Linked DNA regions of Homo sapiens: region 2 is linked to region 1. Evidence: chromatin loops called from intact Hi-C (ENCODE). Cell type or tissue: Caco-2. All regions are shown on one strand. Links, peaks and the distances in the headings refer to the core of each region. The heading gives the core; the rest is flanking DNA. Region 1 overlaps KRT86 (keratin 86). Region 2 holds the start of LINC02874 (long intergenic non-protein coding RNA 2874).

Region 1 (9,867 bases), core at 670-8,669:
TAATTGTTTAGTATCTGTTGTATGCCACACTATACCTCAAACTTATTTGTGTTGTCTCATTTAATCGTCCTGTGGTAGCTATCTTCAGAGATGAGCCCCCAGCAGCTCCTCCCTCTCTGTGCATGGCACTGCTCATATCAAAAGTGGAGCCTGTTTTTCCTCCCCTTGATCTTGGGCTGGCTCCATGACTGCTTTGACCAATAGAATCTGATGGAAAGCACCTTCTGCAGCTTCCGTGCCCAGATGGCCTCAAAGGGACTGGAGCACGTAGGGAAGAACAGAGGCCCTGGCCATCAGCTCCTGAGCTCTTGACCAGAGCTAGCTCCAAATGCCAACCGTACAAGTGAAGCCATCCTGGACCTTTCAGCAGTACCAGAGCCCCAGTCAATGATATGAAGCAGAAGAATCACCTAGGCAATTCACACAACTATGAAAAATATTGTTGTTTTAAGCCACTAAATTTGGGGATGTCTTGTTACATAGCAATAGATAAGTGGAGGGCAAGTTGGTACCTGGCAGAGAGATGCTACTGAAACAAAACTCAAAACCTATGTCTTTGACTTTGGGCCCAGGCATCAGGCAGAGCCTAAATTTGCTCAAGGAGACAATTAGTGAAAGCTGGAGAGCCAGCAAAGAAATTATCACTGGATGCTGGAGAAAAGGCCTGGGGGTAGGGGCTGCTTCTTATGGCTGCAGCTGCTGTGGGCTTTAGAGTTCTTGCTTTTTACTGGCCAATCTCTGTTATGGTTAATAATGCTTTATGTTAAACTTTCTCTGTTCAAATTATTGTCTTCTGATTGGACCCTGACTGATACACCCTGGCCAAGCACGTCACTTGAACTCCCAGCTGGTGGCCAGCACCAAGTCCAGCCATGTGAGATTTTGGCCATATTGGGCCTTTCAGACATTCTAGCCCTCCAAACAACATCATGTAAAATAGAACTCCTCAGTAAACCCACAGAATCTGAGGCATGATAAAGTATTGCTGTTTTAAGCCTCTCCATGTGGGTGACTTGCTGTGTGTAATAGATATCTGAAACACCTCCCTATGGCCCAGTAGATATCATCATCCCGTTCTAAATGTGAAGGAACTAAAGCTCAGTGAGGCTTAGTGATTTGCCCACAGTTACAGACTAGTAAATGGCTGAACCGGCACTCAAACTCAAAGGGCATTAACATAGCCCTTTCAAACACAATCTCACATAGGGAGCTAGAAGGATCTTAGGAATACTGTCCAATCTCCCCATTCCACAGCCAAGGCAGCTGAAGATCAGGGGATGGAAGCAATTTGCCCAAAGTCACACATGTGGCAAATGGCCATCAAGGCTCGGAATGAGAAGCCCAGTTCTCCTCTCAACCCAAGGCTCTTCCTCCCTGCACAGTGCTTCTCTCACATACCTTCCTTCCATTCTTACCCCGTCTTTTTCCCCATGCACTTTCCCCTCCAGGAAGGCCCTGGGGTGGGGGCGGCGGGTGATCACCTTGGTTGAGAACCCCTAGAAAACATATGGCCACATCTAGAGACATTTTTAGTTGTCACAAGAGGGTGGTGGAGGACCCTTGGCATCTAGTGGATTGAGGCCAGGGATGCTACTAAACATCCTACCAAATGCACGCGACAGCCCTAAAACAAAGAATGACCCAGCTCACACTGTCAATAGTGCTGAAGTTGATAAATCCTGGTCTAGAGAAACCCATGACCCCATAAGATTCCCTGGCTCCGTGAGTCTTCTCTCGTTTTCCCCAAGGCCTGGGCTGCTCAAGTACAGATGGGCAGCACCTACTGTGGTCATTTTTAGCTACTGAAAAATAGTGGATAAACAGGTCCTGAGGCGCTCTGGCAGGAGCCCCTATCACAGGAAGGCCCTGGCATTTTCAAGACTCTGAGACACTAGGCTTGATTCGCTACAATGAGTTTATTGGAAACACAGAGTGAAACAAAGACAAAGGAGAAGGCAGCAGAGTCATTAGTTTTTCAGAAGCTCTTGAGGGCAGCCCCGGAAGGGAGATGTTCTCCCCACACGCGTGGGCCTGTCCCTCGCAGAGTCATAGAACCACTATCCAGGGTCCGCGTCTCCATTCCACAGGCAAAAGCACATGGGCAGAGTCCCAGGTCGTGCAGACAGGGACATTCCCGGGCCTCCCCCGTTCCTCCAAGCTTTGGGGAAGAGCTCAGGCAAGACCAATGTATACAGCAAAAAAAACAGAAGGCAGGCGGAAGAAAAAGATGAATCCTCGGGACAACAAATTGACTACCAGGAAAGGCTACAGAGAGAGACCATGGCGCCTCCCGGCCCTCCCCGGACTCCTGCGACCGGGGATGGCTCCCGGAGCGGAGCGGTGGGGAGGGCGCTTAGAGTGCAGGCAGCGGGCGGCGGCTATTGGGAGGCCGGCGCGGGCGGCGCGTTCTGGTGGCGCGAGGTACTGGCTGGGTGGAGAGTGACGGCGACAGGCGCTGGCGGAGGCGGCAGCCTCCTAGCACCTCTTACAGCTGCCGCCGCAGACGCCAACCCGGGCGGAGGGGGCGCAGGCGTTAGTAGTGCCCACCACCACGTTGCTGTTGCTGGGGACGCTACTGACTCTGGTGGAGACAACAGGGGCAGTAGTGGAGGCGCAGAGATCGCCACAGACAACGCCACCGCGGGAGCTGCTGACGCCTGCAGGGGAAAGAGACGGAGGCGCGCGTCAGGCGCAGCCGCGACCTGGGTGAGTGGCTTTGCTGCGAGCCCACGCGCCCTTTGCCCAGAGGCTCCCAGACCCGCCCAGCGGGAGGAGGGGACGGACCCCACTACTTACAGACATTCACCGAGCCGACGCCCTCGCACAGCCTGCAGGGAGAGAAGGCGAGAGGTCAGTGCCGCGGAAAAGGCGCCGGGCCCCCGTGACTGAAGTGGAGGGGGACATCTGTGGCCCTCCATCTGGGCACTTGCCCAAGGGAAGGGGCAAGAAATGCTCTCGGCCAGGAGCCAGTGTAGACTCGGGTCACCGTGAGGGTCTGGAGACAGAAGGCCTGTGAGTGCCTCGCTCTCCACTGCTTCTGAGCTGTGCAACCCCAGCTTGGGCCAACCTCAGCCTAGGCTTCCTCATCAGGAAAACCTACTTCGTAGATCTCTTGCGAGGACTGAATCAAATAAGAAGCGTCCAGTGCTTAGTGCCTGGCTCATAGCCCTTAAGAGCTATTAGCTGCCACTACCTCGAAGTTGGTTCTGACTGAATTGCAGGTGCATTTGAGGGGAGCAGATTTAACTTCTGAAATCCAGTCTGATTGGTGTCATTAGATTATAGGCATCAGGAGGGTAGACATTTTTGTCTATTCCTTCCTGCACCACCTAAAAACAATGCCTGGCTCAATACAAAACTGTTAGATAAACAAATGGGATTTTAGAACAGGCTCAGAGACTGCCCACCACAGTCCTCTCATCCGGCAGATGGAAAGGCTGAGGCCCAGAAGGAGGACATATCCAATGACAAGGCAGGGCTGTCACCCCAGACACTCATTTCTACCCACCCCACATTTCCCTCCCAATAGCTTCCCCTAAGGGAAGAAAATGGAGTTCCCCTGAAAGCACACTGGCCAAGGATTGGTTAAATCAGCTTCAGATAAGAGAAGCCATGGCCACCATCAAATCATTCCATGCCCAGGTTCCCTAGGTAACACATACCAAAGCTCCTGAGTTCACTCCAAGAGCCCCGTGTGATGGAGGAGTGGGCCACTCAGATTCCAATGCCATCTCCATGTGTTTCTCCAACTTCCAAATTCAGACTTGGAAAACTCCTCCTCCCAGAATTCTTCACTTATGAAATTCCCCAGGCCCAGCCAGACAGACCCCTGCCTCTGAGCTTTCCAATGGAACAACTCGAGTTTGGTGGAAATCTCGTCATATGGTCACTTTAGTTTCTAGGTCCCAAACCTGTGTTCCCCATTTCCCAAATAAACAAGATGCTCCCTCTGCATCCCCAACCTTCACCCTCCTCTCCCCAGGGCCAAGGGCCTGACTGTCCACAAAAAAAAAGGAGCTTCGAGTGAGACCAACTGACCAACTAGGGGAAAGAAACCAAGGGCAAAGAATGAGCTCACATTCTGGGAGTGTTGTCCTTCTGGGAGCAGGAGCTGTATAGCTGCCCTCCAGCTGTATCGCTGGCCTCCAGCCATAGGAAGGCTGAGTGACCAATGGGTCTTCTCCACTCCCCCCACCTCTGAAGCAAGCAAACAAGCAAAAATCCTGAAAGCAAGGCATAACTGCCCCAAGGGATAAGTCCTTGCTCTCTGCCTAACTCATTCCCACCTGCCACAATGGAATACCACTTTGGGATGCTCATTGGCACTATAATAGAAAAGCATGAGTTGATAGTGTCATCTATCTGAAGCTGTCCTTATGGGATACATCTGAACTCCCAGGTCTAGATGGGGCCAGGGCCAGACTAGGAAAAAGAGAAGGAATCCTGAGAAGCACATGCAGCTACAGCTGGAAGGGAAGAAGCACTACCCAGGCAAGCTGACCCCAAGCCTTAATTAGGCTTCTCAGTAACAGGAATACCTGCTGCCAGATTACTGGATCTCAACTGAGATGAACAAGACTGCAATCTCAGATCAGTGCCTGGGTGAACATGAGAGACTCAAACGGGGCTAGATCATACTTAAAGGACTTACACAAATTACCTGTCTGGTTGCAGGGTGGGGAGGTTAAGAAACAAAACTTAAATGCTGCCAGGAGTGTGAGGACAGAGCACACTGAGAACCCTGGCAGGGCTGGGAAAGGGAAAGGTCTATGGGACCCACCTCTGCTCCTCGCCCTCCAGCAGGCGCCTGTAGGTGGCGATCTCGATGTCCAGGCCCAGCTTGGAGTTCATCACCTCCTGGTACTCCCTGATCAGGCAGGCCATGTCCTGCTTGGCCTTCTGCAGGGCACCCTCCAGCTCGGCCAACTTGCAGCGGGCATCGCTGAGGGCCGCCTCACCCTGCTGCTCAGACTGAGCCACCGCAGCCTCCAGCTTGGAATTCTGAAGAGAACAGAGAGAACAAGGTAGATTAGAGTCCCTGGGTCTCTCTGATGCTTACCTCGATGAGACCATGCTCCCCACCAAGCTGGGAGCACCCCAGAACAGAGCCTCTTGCCTTCATCACCTGGGACTCACAGAGACCACAACCAGGGACTCTACATGGACAGAGGGGCTGGAGAATGAATGCTGAGATCCAGATAGGGCACACATAGGCTGTGTGACCATGGTTAGACCCTCGGTCTCTCTGACCTTGGGCACAGATGCCCCATACCTGGCACTTGGCATTCTCCACCTCAGCCGTCAGCCTCTGGATCATGCGGTTCAGCTCGTTGATCTCCTCCTTGGTGCGGCGCAGGGTCTCCCCGTGCCTGATCACCGTGGCCTTCATCTCCTCACACTGGGGGAAGTAGAGATGCTCATGAGGTTCAGGGTGGGACCTCCCACCCATTCAGGGCATGACAGATGATTTTGCAGGTTGTGCAGTGCTCAGCCTGTGCAACCACACATGGCAGTCCTGCCCTACCACCCCAACATCAGAGTGGCAGCCATCTCTTCTCATCCCTAGTGCATCCCCAGAAAAGGAAGCCTATTTAATAGATAATCTCAAATCCCTCCCACTGCCATGTCTAGCAGGCAGGTGTCCTGTGCCACTCACCTTGCTGCGGTACCAGGACTCGGCCTCAGCCCGGCTACGGGTGACAATGTCATCGTACTGTGCCTTGATCTCGGCAATGATGCAGTCCATGTTCAGGTCCCGGCTGTTGTCCAGCTTGACAACCACGGAGGTGTCTGAGATGTGGGACTGGAGAACGCGGATCTCCTGCAGGAGGTGAGGGCAGTGACTTTAGTTGAGAACACAGCCCCACCCACCATGTCCTGACTCCACCTCCTCAGGCTTTCTCTGGTCCCCAACCCTGCCCCCTCACACAGCCTCAGGGACTGCAACCTCTACCCACATCCTGTCCAACACTCCCACCCCCATCTCTCCTCTCTGCTGGCTGCCAGGTCTCTGCCTGGCCCCTGAGCCCGCACCTCCTCATACAGCCGCCTCAGGAAGTCGATCTCCTGGATCAGGGCCTCCACATTGGCCTCCAGGTCTGATTTGCGGAGGTAGGCGCAGTCCACATCCTGGAAAGGTGGGGAGTGTTGGAGCTCAAGGACCCTGGTGATCCAGCCTCTAGATTCCTCTCTCTTCCCACCCATTCCATGAAGCCTGGGGAAAGGAGTCCCCAGTGTCTCATTCCCATGCCCTCTCCTTCCCTTCTGGCCCTTCCCGGGGTGACCTGGCATCCTCTGCCATTCTGAGGACAAACCCTGTTTGTCTTGGGCACGGCTCACCAGCCTTTCACTGCTCCTTACCCTCTTATCTCTCCTTTCTCCCCTCTCCTGCTCCAGGAAGCCTGCCCAGACTGACCCCCCAGCTCTCACACCCTGACCCTTTCCTGTCCCCCAGCAGTGCTCCAAAAGCCCAAGGGCTACTCCTGGTTCTTCTCCATCCCCCCTTAGAACCTGGGATTGTGTCTCTGCCTCAAGGTCAGACTCCCCAAAATGCTAGACAGACTGCACTGTCTCTCAGCAGAGACATTGTATCTGCTATGGCTCCAGGGGCCTCAGCAATAGACCACAACCTCTGGAACAGAGCAGGACACACAGAGGACAGTGCAGCCATCCCCTTGCCCAAGGTAGGTGCTGGTAGATATTCCCAAGTCATTGCCCTTTGTCAAGGCCCTGGATGCTCAATACAAAGGCCTGCATCTGGGCAGTCCTAGCCTGCTGTGGAAAGGTCATTGTGCCCCACGCTGAGGTTGAGACCCCCTGTGTGTCCCCAGGAAGAATCTGTCATTCTGAGATCCCACAGATCTGTGCTTCTCAATCCTGTGTCACTTGCCTTCTTCAGAGCCACAAACTCGTTCTCAGCTGTTGCTCTCAGAGAAACCTCCTCCTCATACCTGAGACAGAGCAGAGGGAAGAGAGGGGAGGTCAGGGCAGGGCAGGTCTCTGCAGAGCCACCATCACATCACACTTCATCACAGCCATGGGGACAGTACTAGAAACACCTCCACACAGCCCCGGCCTGGCAGCCTAGCTTAGTGCTTTCTAGTTGGATGTGGGATGTGTCTGGGATTCTCTATCCACTTTGAACTGGGGATGGAGAGTGCTCATCTGGGACCTCCCAGTCCTGTTCCCAAAGGGGCTCTGAGGTCCCCCAGGAGGCAAATAGGACTCAGCCCCCAGCCCCATCCTGGGAGTGGACAGCGTGGACTCTCAGGGCCTGTAGCCCTAGCCTCCCCTCACTGGTATCAATCCCAGCTCAGGTATGGGGCCTCCTGGACCCGCAGACCCTCAGGACTTAGAACCTAAGGCAGTGCGACACCCAGAGCCCAAGACCTGTCACTCATGAGAGACCCTGGGCTCACATCTGACAGGTGCTACAAGTATAGGGGCTGAGGGTCAGGAGAGAAGGCCTGGACCCTGCAGAGGCTTCCTCCCCACCCAGCGCAGGGGAGAGCTGCTGGGTGATGTGGTTCAGGGAGAGAAGGCTGAAGTGGGACAGAGACAGGTCATGGGAGTCACAGCCCTCCTCTTACACAGGTGTCTGGGCAAAGATTCCACAAAGGAAAAGACCCCGCCACCCTCGGTCAATCTAGTGGTCATGGCCACTCACCCTACCTGGGAGTTCTTATTGTCTAATCCAGTGTATTTAACCTAAACCCCATTCCTGTGCCCAGCATCCCTCTTGCCCGCACTCACTTCTTCTTGTAGCCCTCCAGCACCTCCTGCACGTGGTTAAGCTCTGAGGCCAGCCTCCCGCTGTCGGCCTCCACGCACTCGGCCTCCCGCCGCAGAGTCTCGATGTAGCCCTCAAACAGGGGCTCCAGGTTGCTCTGGCAACACTCGCGGTTCTGGTAGAACTGCAGCTTTGTCTCCAGCAGTTTGTTCTGCTGCTCCAGGAAGCGCACCTGCCATTCGGTGTGGGAAGGTGGGGCAGATGGTGTCTGGTGCCCCAAAGCCAGCTCTGGGGGCTCGCAGGGGAGGTGCTTTAATGGGAACCCCCAAATCTGGAGCTTATCTGAGATTGAGTAGAGGTGGGCAGTGGGAGACAGACAATTTCTGGATTTCCTGGTCATGATCTGTGTCTAGATTTCCCACTCAGGAGTGGAGCAAGGGCTGGGTGGTGTCAGTGCCTGCTCCCTGGGGAGTTGAGTGACCCCCCCCCCACCCCCCACCCAAGCAGATGAACAGAAGTAGAGGCTCAGTCCCTCACTATGAAACTAGGTGATCAGCAACCCACACAGGCAGAGTACTCAGGTTCAGATCACAGATGAGGTTTCTGGGGATGGTGCCAGGAAGAGGGTGTCACAGGCCATCTGGAAGGGAGCTCAGCTGTCCCAGCCCTTCCCCTGTGTCATCTGGAAGTCAGTGCACCCTACTCTCTCACCCTGGGGCTGCCCAAACCCCTCTGAGTTCAGCAGCAGTGGTCACATGCCCCCCTCCCCCAACTCCCTGATGTCTAGCTTGTGCCCCAGAGCAGCCTGGCCACACTTTTCCTTCACAAGCTCCCTCTATCTGAACTGTCAGCTGAGTCTGCATCTTGAGTGCCTGTGTGTGTGTGTCTGTGCATGTGTCTGTCTGTCTGTGTGTCTGTGTGCCTCGCCCATCAGACTGGGATCTCAGGCAGGCAGAGGTCTTTGTGCCTCTGACTCCATCCTTAGTGCCCGGCCCTGGCTGTGTAGGTGGTGGGGGTTCAGGAAGGGTGTGATCCAGGACACCCACCTTGTCGATGAAGGCCGCGAACCTGCTGTTGAGGGACTTGATCTGCTCCTTCTCCTCCTGCTTCACGCACTGCGCGTTGGGGTCGATCTCCAGGTTGAGGGGCGTGAGGAGGCTCTCGTTGACCGACACGGTGGTGATGCATGGGGGACTGGGCCCGCACACGCCCCCGGAGCGGTAGCCGAAGCTGCGTCCGCAGGAGCCGGCCCGAAAGCCTCCGCACACGCTGTGGCTGCCGAAGCCCCCGGTGAGGCCGCGGTAGCAGGAGATGCCACGGTAGGGGGCGGCGGTGATGCAGCAGCGGCCGGGCCGGGGCCCGCAGGCCGAGATGCAGCTGAAGGCGCGGCCACCACAGTAAGATCCACAAGTCATGGTGCTTTTTGGGGAAGAGAGGAGGTTCTGAGGATGGAGACGTCCGAATGGAGAGCACAGTGGTCGGGGCGTCAGGCGTTCACTACTTGCACCTCTGTAGGCCTTTTATATAAGTGGGGAGACTGTGACCACGTGGGTCGGAGCAATTAGAAGGCTTTATGGGCTTGGGTTGTTTAGCTGCTGTCGCTCCCCACTTAATGTACTTAATTGGTGCCCAGAAGCAGCCAGATGTTATGATCTCTTGCCCTAAACTGCAGTTTTCTTCTTCAAAGGACCAACTCACGTCCCGCACACCCACCTCAACCTCCCAATACACAGTTGAGGAAACTGACGTTGGACGAAGGAGTGGGCAGTGACTCAGGTTGGAATGGAAGGGAAGGGGCGGGGCTGCTGCTCTTTCTGTCCTGCGGGGTTTGACATGGTCAATGCCGCTGTCCGCGGTGCTCATAGGACTAGCCAGGAATGTTGGGAGGGGGAATCCCTTGATGTGGAACTTGGGGGGCGCTTGGTGGTTTCTCCGAACTAGATGACCTGTTTCTGCACCCCAAAAGACCCACGTTTACAGAATCTCTAACTTAGTCACCTTCTCAGGGACCCAGTTCCTCCACACCTACTCCCAAATCCCTTATCTATACCTATCAACATGTTTTTTTCTCTCTCTCTCTCCCACTCTCTGGTGCACACACACATACACACACAAACTCACACACAATGCACTCACAT
Region 2 (9,867 bases), core at 550-8,549, 90 kb after region 1:
CCAGTGGGCTCCTGGAGAGCATCAGGATAGGGGCTGGTCATAAGAAAGGTCAATGTCTGATTAGAAGCTTGGAACTTTCAGCCCCATTCCCCACGCTCTGGGGAGGAGAGTGGGGCTAAAGATTGAGTAATAATTGATAATGCTTATGTGTTGAAGTGTCCATAAAAATCCCTAAACTATGAGGTAGGAGAGCTTCCAGGTTGGAGAATGCATCCATGTGCCAGGAGGGCGGTGCCTCGCAACTCCACAGGGACAGAAGCTCCTGCACTCAGGACCCTTCCAGACCTTGTCCTATTTCCTCTTCATCTGACTATTCATGTCTGTCTTCTATAATCTCCTCTATGATAAACCAGTAAACCTAAAGAAAGTGTCTCTGAGTTCTGTGAGCCATTAAATTATTGAACCTAAGGAGCGGGTTGTGGGAACCCTGGATTGGTGGCCAAACTACACAGAGGTGTGAGTACCCAGTACTTGCGATTGGCATCTGAAATGGGAGCAGTCTTGTGGGACTGAGACTTTAACCTGCAGGCTCTCCCCTACCCTGGGTAGTTAGTGTTCAAACTAAATTAAATTGTAGGACACCCAGTTGGTGTCTGCAGAGAACTGGAGAATTGTTTTGTGTAGAAAACTCACACATTTGCTGTCAGAAGTGTTGTGCATAAATAAATGGTTCTCCTTTGCAGAAGTTATTCATGAAATTTGGTACTTTAATAATGGCAAAACAGGCCAGGCACGGTGGCTCACGCCTGTAATCCCAGCTCTTTGGGAGGCTGAGGCAGGCAGATTACTTGAGCTCAGGAGTTTGAGACCGGCCTGGAGGAACATAGCAAAACCCCGTCTCCACAGGAAAAAAAAAATTAACCGGGCATGGTGGCATGAGCTTGTGGTCCCAGCTACTCAGGAGGCTAAAGCAGGAGAATCATTTGAGTTTGGGAGGCAGAGGTTACAGTGAGCCAAGATCGTGCCACTGCACTCCACCATGGGTGACAGGCGTGAAACCTTGTCTCAAAAAAAAAAATGGCAAAACATATCATTTTTAAGAAAAAGTTATAAGCAAAACATTCCAAAGATCAGGAAAAGTCATGATTCATTGGTCAGCAAAATGTCCAAAGAGCTGCCTGCCTTCCTAAATAATTTAGTCCCAAAGCTATTAGTTGGGTCCAGGAAGGCAGACATTGTGCCAGGGCAGCAGCTGGGAGGGTTTTTGTCCCAGTACAGACAAGGGCACCTGTGCTGGCAGTGGTGGCTACACAGACAGACTGATTATACACACAGGTATGATGGAAGACACACTTCTCACTAAGGGAGAAAGGATTTATAAGTATGGAAAGGGAGGAACTGAATGAACCATGTGATCATGGGTTTGGTATTGGAGTTTTCAGTGTGGACTCAAGGCCTTCAAGATAGGCAGATAGACAGATAGATGGATAGATAGATAGATGATGGATAGATAGATAGATGGTAGATGATAGATAGATAGATAGATAGATAGATAGATAGATAGATAGATACAGATTTAAATTGTGTAGATGTATATTTACATAAACACATATACAGATATGCACATGTATTTGCTAACTCCACTGATGATTTTATTTCCTGTAGAACATTGTTTATTCAATCAATAGATTATATTTTTTCATTAAAGGTCTCATTATTTCCATGTTGCCCACCACCCAAACAAGACTTAGAGTTGCTGGTTTCGAATATTAAAGCTTAAAGGAAACATCCTTCCCCTGATTCCAGTCCAAGAATCACTGACAAACTGAACGACTCTCAAAAGCAATGAGGGGAACTAGTGCCCAGATCTCGGTTTCCATATCTCATTCTCCACCAAGAGAAACCACTGTTCCTTGGAAAGATGGCCAATGCCATGGGTGGGATAGGGAAAGCACAAGATGAGCCAGGAACATCTTGTTTTAGAAAGCAAGGGAGTGCCTAAAGAATGGAGGGGGTATGGCAAAAGGACACAGAAGCCTGCTGAAGGGGTGACCCCTTGGCCAAGCAGGGAGATTTTCAGCATCAAAATAAATAATGAGGCCAGGTGCTGTCATCCCAGCACTTTGGGACACCAAGGCAGGAAGATCACCTGAGGCCAAGAGTTCAAGGCCAGCCTGAGCAACGTAACAAGACCGTGTCTTTAAAAAAAAAAAAAAAAAAAATTAGCCCGGCATGGTGGTGCACACTTGAAGTCCCAGGTACTTGGGAGGCTGAGACAGGAGGATTGCTTGAGCCCAAGAGTTCAAGGTTACAGTGAGCTACGATCACACCGCTGTACCCCAGCCTGGGTGACAGAGCAGGACCCTATCTCAAAAATAAATTAACAAAAATAAATTAAAATTAATAAAATAAAGCCAAAATAAATCAAGAGTAAAATAGGAATCCCTGAGTCTACACTAATGTAAATAAAAATATGAATAAATAAATGTAGAGAAGAGAGTTTCTTTTTCTGTACAGAAGATGCCAACTAATAAATGCAGAAGTAATAGTGGACTTGGCAACTATCACAGTAATAATTAGGCCAAGAAACATCAATGGTGTTAAAACTAGTGGGAGGAAGTTTGATGAAGATCAAGATACTTACATAGTCTCAAAGGATCTCTCCATAAAGTGCTTTTTAATTACAAAGAGGAAAAAAGTAATTTACCTCGGAGAAGCCTGGCAGACACCATCTTAATCAAGCGATCAAAGTTAACATCACCGGTAATGGAACAAATTAAGATGGTGCAGGGCCTGACAGGATGCCATAGGAAGAAACACAGCATGGTTTCTGTGATTTTCCTACCAGAAATGCAGAATCAGAATCTATTCATGGAGAAACATCACACAAACCCCAATTGAGGGACGTACTACAAAAAACAAGTGTCAAGGTCATGGAAATCAAGACGGAGGAACTATTTCAGATTCGAGAACGCTAACCAGACATGACAGCCGCACGCAACCCCCTGACTCCGAACTGGAACATTTTGCTCTAAAGGACATCACCGGGATAACTGGGAAAAACCAATGGGGTCTGAGGACTTGATGGCAGTAATGTATTGAGATGAAATTCCTGGTGTTAATGGCTGTGTTGTGGTTATGTGAGAGTGAGAATGTCCTTGTTTGAGGAAATACACATTAAAGTATTCAGGAGTGAGGGGCCATCAGGCCAGCAACTTACTCTCAAATGATACAGAAAAAAAAAAGTCCTTTGTACTATTCTTGCAACTTTTTCATAAGTTAAAAATTATTTCAAAGGGGAAGAAAAAGTCCCAAAACTTCATTCTGGCTGTGGCTGAAAGCTCTGAGTCTTTCTTTATCTCACTAAAGGCAAAGGCTGCAGCCAGTTCAGGTGGCCAAACCTGTTCATCCTGACTGTCTTGGGGCAGGCTGCCAGGCGTGGGCAGACAAACACCTCCATGTGCAGGGGTTCAGGCCCGAGGCTGGCCTGGGAGGGCTGGATGCTGGCTGCAGGCCAAGGCTCCAGTGAGGAACCTCAGCACTAAGCACTCCAGGAGGAGGTCGGTGGCCTGTGGCCTCTAGGGCTTGGGATAGGAAGTGAAGCAAACCGGGACTTTTCCTATCCTCCACTGGGACCGAGACCTTACCATCAGGCCTTGAAGGCTCAGGGAAGGAGGAGCCTAGGGAAGGGAGGAGGGGAGAGGAAGAGAGCAGTGCCTTTGCTCTCTGGTATTGTCACATTATATATATAAACACATATATATACACATATATATACACGTGTGTGTGTGTGTGTGTGTGTATATATATATATGTGTGTGTGTGTGTATATATATATATAAAATCTAAGTCACCAGAACCTGTTGTCCTTGGCCCTCTATGCCATTTCCCCTTCACTGTTTCCCCAGCAGGGGTGGCAGGGGTCCAGCTGGTGCAGTTGCCAGTGGAACCAGGAGAGAACTGCCTTAGGAACCAGTGTTCAGTGGCCTGTCACTAAGGGTTTCTGAGGTTTGTTTTTCCCCACAGCAAAGCTGCTGCTTCACTTTTTGCATATTTTAACAGTTTCAATGTTTTCCCTGGGATAGTCCTACAAATTTCAAAAATGGAAAAGCAGTAAGCATTTGCTGATGCATGTCTTCTCCATGCAACTGTGAGCTGCTAAAGGCAAGCGCTGTGCAAACTCACTTTTCTATACACTCCCTCCCAGTGCCTAATAAGGGTCGGTCCACAGCAAGCGCTCAATGAATGCTTTGTTTCTCTGTCCAGGTGTGTGTGTCTGTGTGTGTGTGTGTTCCCGCACTGCCTTTTTCTGCATATCTGGGGGGCAAAGAGATAAGTCCCCACTTCCCTCCATGTTTCAGCCTGCAAAGGCTCTCTCTGAGGCACCTGATTCCTAAATAAGGTCGTTCATGTTTGTGACTGTCTAAAGTGGCGTGCTTTGTTCCTAAGAGATGGATAAGCCATCTTTATCTGCCATAAGAAACAAGTGAGACAATGGCTCCTAGAGATAAGGAGCTGGGCACTGGGCACATGCCTAGTGTGGCTGAAACACTGACTTTTGCACAGCGCAGAGAAGCTTGTCCCCACCCCACCCCAGTCATGAGCACTGTCCATTGTACTGAACGGTCACAGTTTGCAGCAACAGCGGACAATGGACCCCTGCTCAAGAGTCAGAGGTGTGGGAAAGAGGGTTAAAATAGGAATTTCCACTCCTCAGATGTTCTCCAAAGCCTGGTGGAAAGCACATCTGGGTCCTCACTGGTGACTGCTATGATCTAGATAAAGAATAGAGGCTCTCAAGAAATCAGAGATGGGCTCTGGGCTGGCAAGCTAGATCCAGGAGCTCTCATGGAGGTGATGGGGTCCCCAGGCTGGGCAAGCTCTAGGGCTGGAGGTTCTGCCCCCAGCAGTAGTGGCAAAAGCAGCTGTGAAGGCAATGCCTTCGGGAGCTTGCTGGCCCTTTTCAGGCTGTGCTATCTGAAAAGCATCTACGCATCGTACAGCCCATGTCAACAACATTTCGGCCCACAGAGCTGGAATGCTTCATTCAGCCCCAGGGCCTTATCTTCTGAGATCCAGTTACTAGCAACAAGCATCATGATAAGGTGGCAGCCAGGCGCCTGTCTGATCCTGCCTGGGTCCGGCATCTGACCCCAGTATGACCTCCCTCCTCTCCCACCTGGGCCTGACTCATGCTTCCAGAACAGGAACTCGAGGATCCCTGCTGCCCAGCCATAGCTGACTCATGGCTGGTCCAGGGGTTGCTCTGGAAGGGGCTCAGGACAGCTGTCAGCTCTCAGGAAGGAGACACCTGTCATTTCCTGAGCACCTACCATGTGCCAGGCACCAGGCACACCTCTGAATTTCATTGGTATAATTAACTTGAAGGGGATTTCTGATCTTTCGTAGAAAGGAGAAAAATGAGGATCAGGCAGAAGTGAATTCAAAGGCCAATCTCTTAGCACCGAGCACAGCCATCCACTCACCCTCAGTGCACTCCCTGGGGCCAGCCACCACCACCCCTGGGAACCACTGTTTCTTTTCTAAAATTTAAAAAAAAGAGAGAGAGAGATTGGGCCAGGCGCAGTGGCTCACACCTGTAATCCCAACACTTTGGGAGGCCAAGGCAGGCGGATCACTTGAGGTCAGGAGTTGGAGACCAGCCTGGCCAACATGGTGAAACCCCATTCCTACTAAAAAATACAAAAAATCAGCTGGGTGTGGTGGCACAATCCTATAATCCCAGCTACTTGGGAGGCTGAGGCATGAGAATCGCTTGAATCTGGGAGGCAGAGATTGCAGTGAGCCGAGATCGTGCCACTGCACTCCAGCCTGGGCGACAGACTGAGACTCTGTCTCAAAAAAAAAATACAGAGAGAGGGTCTCACTATGTTGCCAAGGCTGGTCTCCAACTCCTGGACTCAAGCAATCTTCCTGCCTCAACTTCCCAAAGCTCTAGGATTACAGGTGTGAGCCACCTCACCCAGCCTCACCGTTTCTTCATTCATTCCTCCATCCCACATTTATCAACGGCTTCCTCTCCTCTGCTTCATGGCCAGTCAGTCCCAGAGGGCAGACTTTGGGAAGCCCACCAGCTCTCCTGAAGGAGTCAGGCTTGCCTGGGAAAGGGGGCACTTGCACCCCAAGTCCACCAAGGCAGAGACAGGTATCCCTACTCCCTGCAACCCTCTCTCAGCCAGCGGGTGGGGCTAGCGTGGCCTCCATGGCTGCAGAGGGGTCTCTGGCCTGGACTGCAGCATGGTCTTGGCAGCACACTCCTGCACCCAGTAGGTGCTTCGGGAGGCATCCTTGCTGTCCCCTGGCATCAGCCCTGCAGTGGGTGAGCAGGTGAGGTGGCAGGAGCAAGGAGATCACCTCTCATTCCTGTGGTTTCAGGTGCCTGGCTGATGTCAGGCCTGAGTGATGTGGCAGTGGGGGCAGGGGGTCACTGTGTCTGGGGCCTGAATGGGGGCTGAGGCTTTTCCTTAAAAGTTCATAAATCACTAAATATGTCCCCTTTCAGCACAGCCACACCCTGGGCCTGTGAGGATGCATCTCCTCATGCAGACACAGACAGCTTTCCTCAGGCCCTGCTCACTGCTCACATGTGCCTTTATGGTGCCACAGGGATATGGTCTCATATCCCTCACACGTGCAGTGAATACACACATGTGCACATAACTCACACAGGCAGATAGTCCCTCTTGGGCACACAGGTGCATGCTACAAGCAGCCTTGTGTAAGTGCCCACAGCCCCCTCCCACCTCACACATGTCCACGTGGCTTCATGCTATTCCGGTGCCCACTGGTGTCCCCAGGCACAGAGAAGCACACACTTGGCAGGGCACTTAAGCTTCTCCAAGCACTCAGGGAAACACATGACTTTGTGCTATCGCACATGCTCCCAAATGTACACACTCACAAATATGCAAAGTCTGCAGGAGCCTGAATTCCATCACACACCTGCACAGTCATGTGCACTCAGCACTCACACATACACTGCGGTTCCCAGGGGTGGTGCTCACTCAAGGCAGAAGGTACACACTCAAATCATGCACACACACCAGATGCGCACGTGCATGCATGAACAACAGACTATGCCCAGGTGTCCACACAGCATTCGCACGTTCATGCCCACCAGTAGACTTGTAAGCGGGACCTTCAGGACATCAGGAACGAGAGTACAGCAGGGAGGGAACTGCAGCTGGCAGGATGCTGCAATCCCCAGCCTCACCTCTGGGAGCCGCTGTCGGGTCTGCAGCCAAGCCCTTGGCTTGGAAGGGCAGGAGCCTGCCTGAGGCACAATCCCACTGGCCTGAGCCAGCAGGTGGCACAGCTCAGGCTGGACCCAGCCAGCCTCAAGGAGGGAAGAGAGGGACATCATGGTGGCGCTGGACTCCCTGCAGGGTATGGGATGAACTCTGCTGCTCAGATGGGCAGGGGCTGCAAGAAGGAAGAATGGGCAGCTTGAACTCAGGGAGGCGGGTCTGTGGTGGGGCAAGTGGATGGAATAGAACTGGAGGGTGGAGGAGGAGATGGGAAATGGAAGGGCAGGGGGTTAAGGAAGAAATAAAGGAGGCAGAGGGAAGGACTGCGGGGAGGGAGACGAAAAGGTTGAGGATAGGAGGGGAGTGAGAGAGAAGAGAAGCAGAGAAGAAAAAGTGAGGAGAGAAGAGGGGCCAGACCGGGACAGAGCAGTGCAGGGCTGTGAGGAAGGAGGTAGAGGGATGGGCACGCCCTGCACCACCAGCCACCTAGCCTCCCTGTCCTGCCAGCTCCATACCCCGTCAGGAAAGACAGGCCAGGGCTCTGCTGCCCTGTGCCTCCTCCCTTCTCCAGACCCAGGATGTCGGCATCCCTGGATTTTGAGATCCAAAAGGCAGGGCTCAACTTACCCCACATGGAAGACAGTGACTCACACAGATGAGCCTGCTAGAGCACCTTTTCCAGGAGCAGAGACCCACAAGGGTGGACGGGGGCTTGCTTTCCCCTCTCCTGGGGCTGGCAGGAACACCCCACTCTTACCCCAACTCACAGTGATCGCCGGAGGGTGGTGCACTCTGCTCCAGCACCTGCCACCTGCCTAACACGCACTTGGGGACAGCTTCCAATAGGATGCAAGTGGCAGACAAAGGTACCCCAGGAGGGCAGGTGGGGGAGGGTGAGAAGCACTGGGGAATGGGCACCCCTCATCTCCCACAGGCTCAGCGGCTCCCTCAGGACAAGGAGAAAGCTGGGAACCCTAAGACAGAACTGGAGGTTCTCGTTGCCTAAATCTCTCCTGGCTTGCTGCACATGGAACCCATTTCTTCCCATTCAGGGCTCTGCAGAGGCAGAAGATGAACAGTAAGATGCAAAGATCTGGCAACCTTCAGAGCTGGGTGAGTCCTGGGGTCCTCACCCCATTACGCCTAAGCTACAACCCCATATTCCCTGTCCTCCCAGCCCTGGGGGCCCTGGTCCCACTACGCAGGGGTGGCTCAAAAGCCCAATGAGCTGGAAGGGTCTGAGAGAGCACCCCATGTCACAGGGGAGGTGAGGCAGCCTTGGACCTGGGATCTTGTTTGCGGCTCTTTATCATGGACACACTCCTAGAACTCCCCAGTCCCTCCACCTCCTCCTGAAGTACTCCAAGAGCTGGTCAACACCGAGAGCCCACCTCAGGCTGTGGCACGGCTCTTGGTGGGGCCTGGTGGGTCATGGGCTTGCCTCTCCCATAACTCAGGGCCCAGTTGGAGACACCGTGACTGTTCACTAATCAGACACCTGAGTGTGTAGGAGAAAGGCCTTGCCCACTCTATTCTTCAGATGAGAACACTGAGGCTCGGCGAGGCGACAAGTCTTTCTGAGGGCCAGTGGAGCAGACCAGCCTGGGAGGCCTAAGGGAAGTGCTGGCAGAGCTGAAGCCGCGGTTCCCCTGCCTGGTCTTGCAGTCCAGCCCTCCACCTCACCCTTCCCCCTCCCTCAGCCCTGCCCTGGGCTCCAAACTCCGACCTGATGGAGTCCCCACACCCTCTCACCTGGGCAGGCCCACCTCAGACTGCCTGCTCTAGACCCACACACCCCATCCCCTCCTCCCTCTGCAGGAGCATGCCCCTGCCATCACTCCCTTGCTCCATGAAACCCAAAGGCAGACCCCTCGCAATCCTCCCCATTCCCATAGCACTGCAGCCCCTGCATCTGACCACATCCCTTCCTGCTTAAAACTCTTCAACAGCTCCCAGCTTCCCTTGGAACAGAAAGCTCACTCCTCATGTCAGCATTCAAGAGCCCCGCATACTTTTCTGGCTTCATCTCCAGCCACTGTCACCCCCTACCATCACCTCCACACGACCCTCTTAACACCCTGGTCTGCTTTCCAAACACACAACTGCTTGCATGTCCCTGGCTCAGCCTACAGGGCCAGCTATGTCTCACCCTTACAAAACTTCACACGGCCATTCTAGAGAGGCCAAGTGCACCCCTCAGGGCTCCCGTAGCCCCCAGGCTTCCTCCCTTCCTGGTGCGTATCCTCTGTGTGCTTGTCTGAATCCTCCTCTAAACTGTAACCTCTCTGCAGGCAGGGGCCCAGCCAACCTTGCCAAATGATTGTCCTCTGCACCCAGCACACCCGTGAACCCCTAGTAGGTGTTAAAGAAACACTGTCTAACATTAGGCTCTAATTATTTCATTGATAGTGTGGTCTGGCTCCCCCCTCCATCCGCATGGGCCAAGGAGACACTCAGCCGGGGGTGGGGAAGCTGTCAGTCAAGTTCCCCTCAGCTCCCACCTCCATGCTCCCTCTCTGGGGGACGGGCCTGCCCCCACCATGGGGTTCCGGAGCAGTGGTAGGCCCACCACAGTGCCTGAGGCCCCAGGGACTGTCCCTGGGAGAAATGGCTTAACATCTTGTCAACACCAACCTCCCCAAGCTCCTTAATCACTTCA

The links. Hi-C counts contacts between places; a loop is a spot of excess contacts. Peaks named below come from ENCODE experiments on the same cell type or tissue, not always from the same donor. Only the 100,000 strongest peaks of a DNase experiment are listed, where the experiment ranks them.
Region 2: it touches region 1 in a loop (3.0-fold over the local background); 3 of 110 quality-filtered maps call a loop at or near these places.

Annotation. Positions count from the first base shown.
Region 1 is chr12:52,301,194-52,311,060 of GRCh38, reverse strand. KRT86 (keratin 86) reads right to left here. Exons shown (of 11, transcript NM_001320198.2): 3 at 8,776-9,148; 4 at 7,753-7,961; 5 at 6,890-6,950; 6 at 6,034-6,129; 7 at 5,657-5,821; 8 at 5,273-5,398; 9 at 4,781-5,001; 10 at 2,797-2,828; 11 at 1,898-2,657. The coding sequence starts at 9,144. The coding sequence ends at 2,476. Among named protein-coding and RNA genes, the nearest start is that of KRT81, 15 kb to the right of the region's middle. RefSeq lists an enhancer at 5,929-6,429. In Caco-2, for the core only: CTCF peaks have their summits at 2,403 and 4,785 (motif pointing right); DNase peaks (open chromatin) are centred at 2,400 and 2,730; H3K4me3 peaks cover 1,214 bases.
Region 2 is chr12:52,210,996-52,220,862 of GRCh38, reverse strand. LINC02874 (long intergenic non-protein coding RNA 2874) reads left to right here and starts at 7,280. Exons shown (of 3, transcript NR_164133.1): 1 at 7,280-7,347; 2 at 8,261-8,321. It overlaps LINC00592 (long intergenic non-protein coding RNA 592), which reads right to left. Exons shown (of 5, transcript NR_027358.2): 1 at 9,843-9,867; 2 at 8,707-8,819; 3 at 7,836-8,264. RefSeq lists an enhancer at 6,855-7,416. In Caco-2, for the core only: a CTCF peak has its summit at 7,157; DNase peaks (open chromatin) are centred at 3,422, 5,072 and 7,222.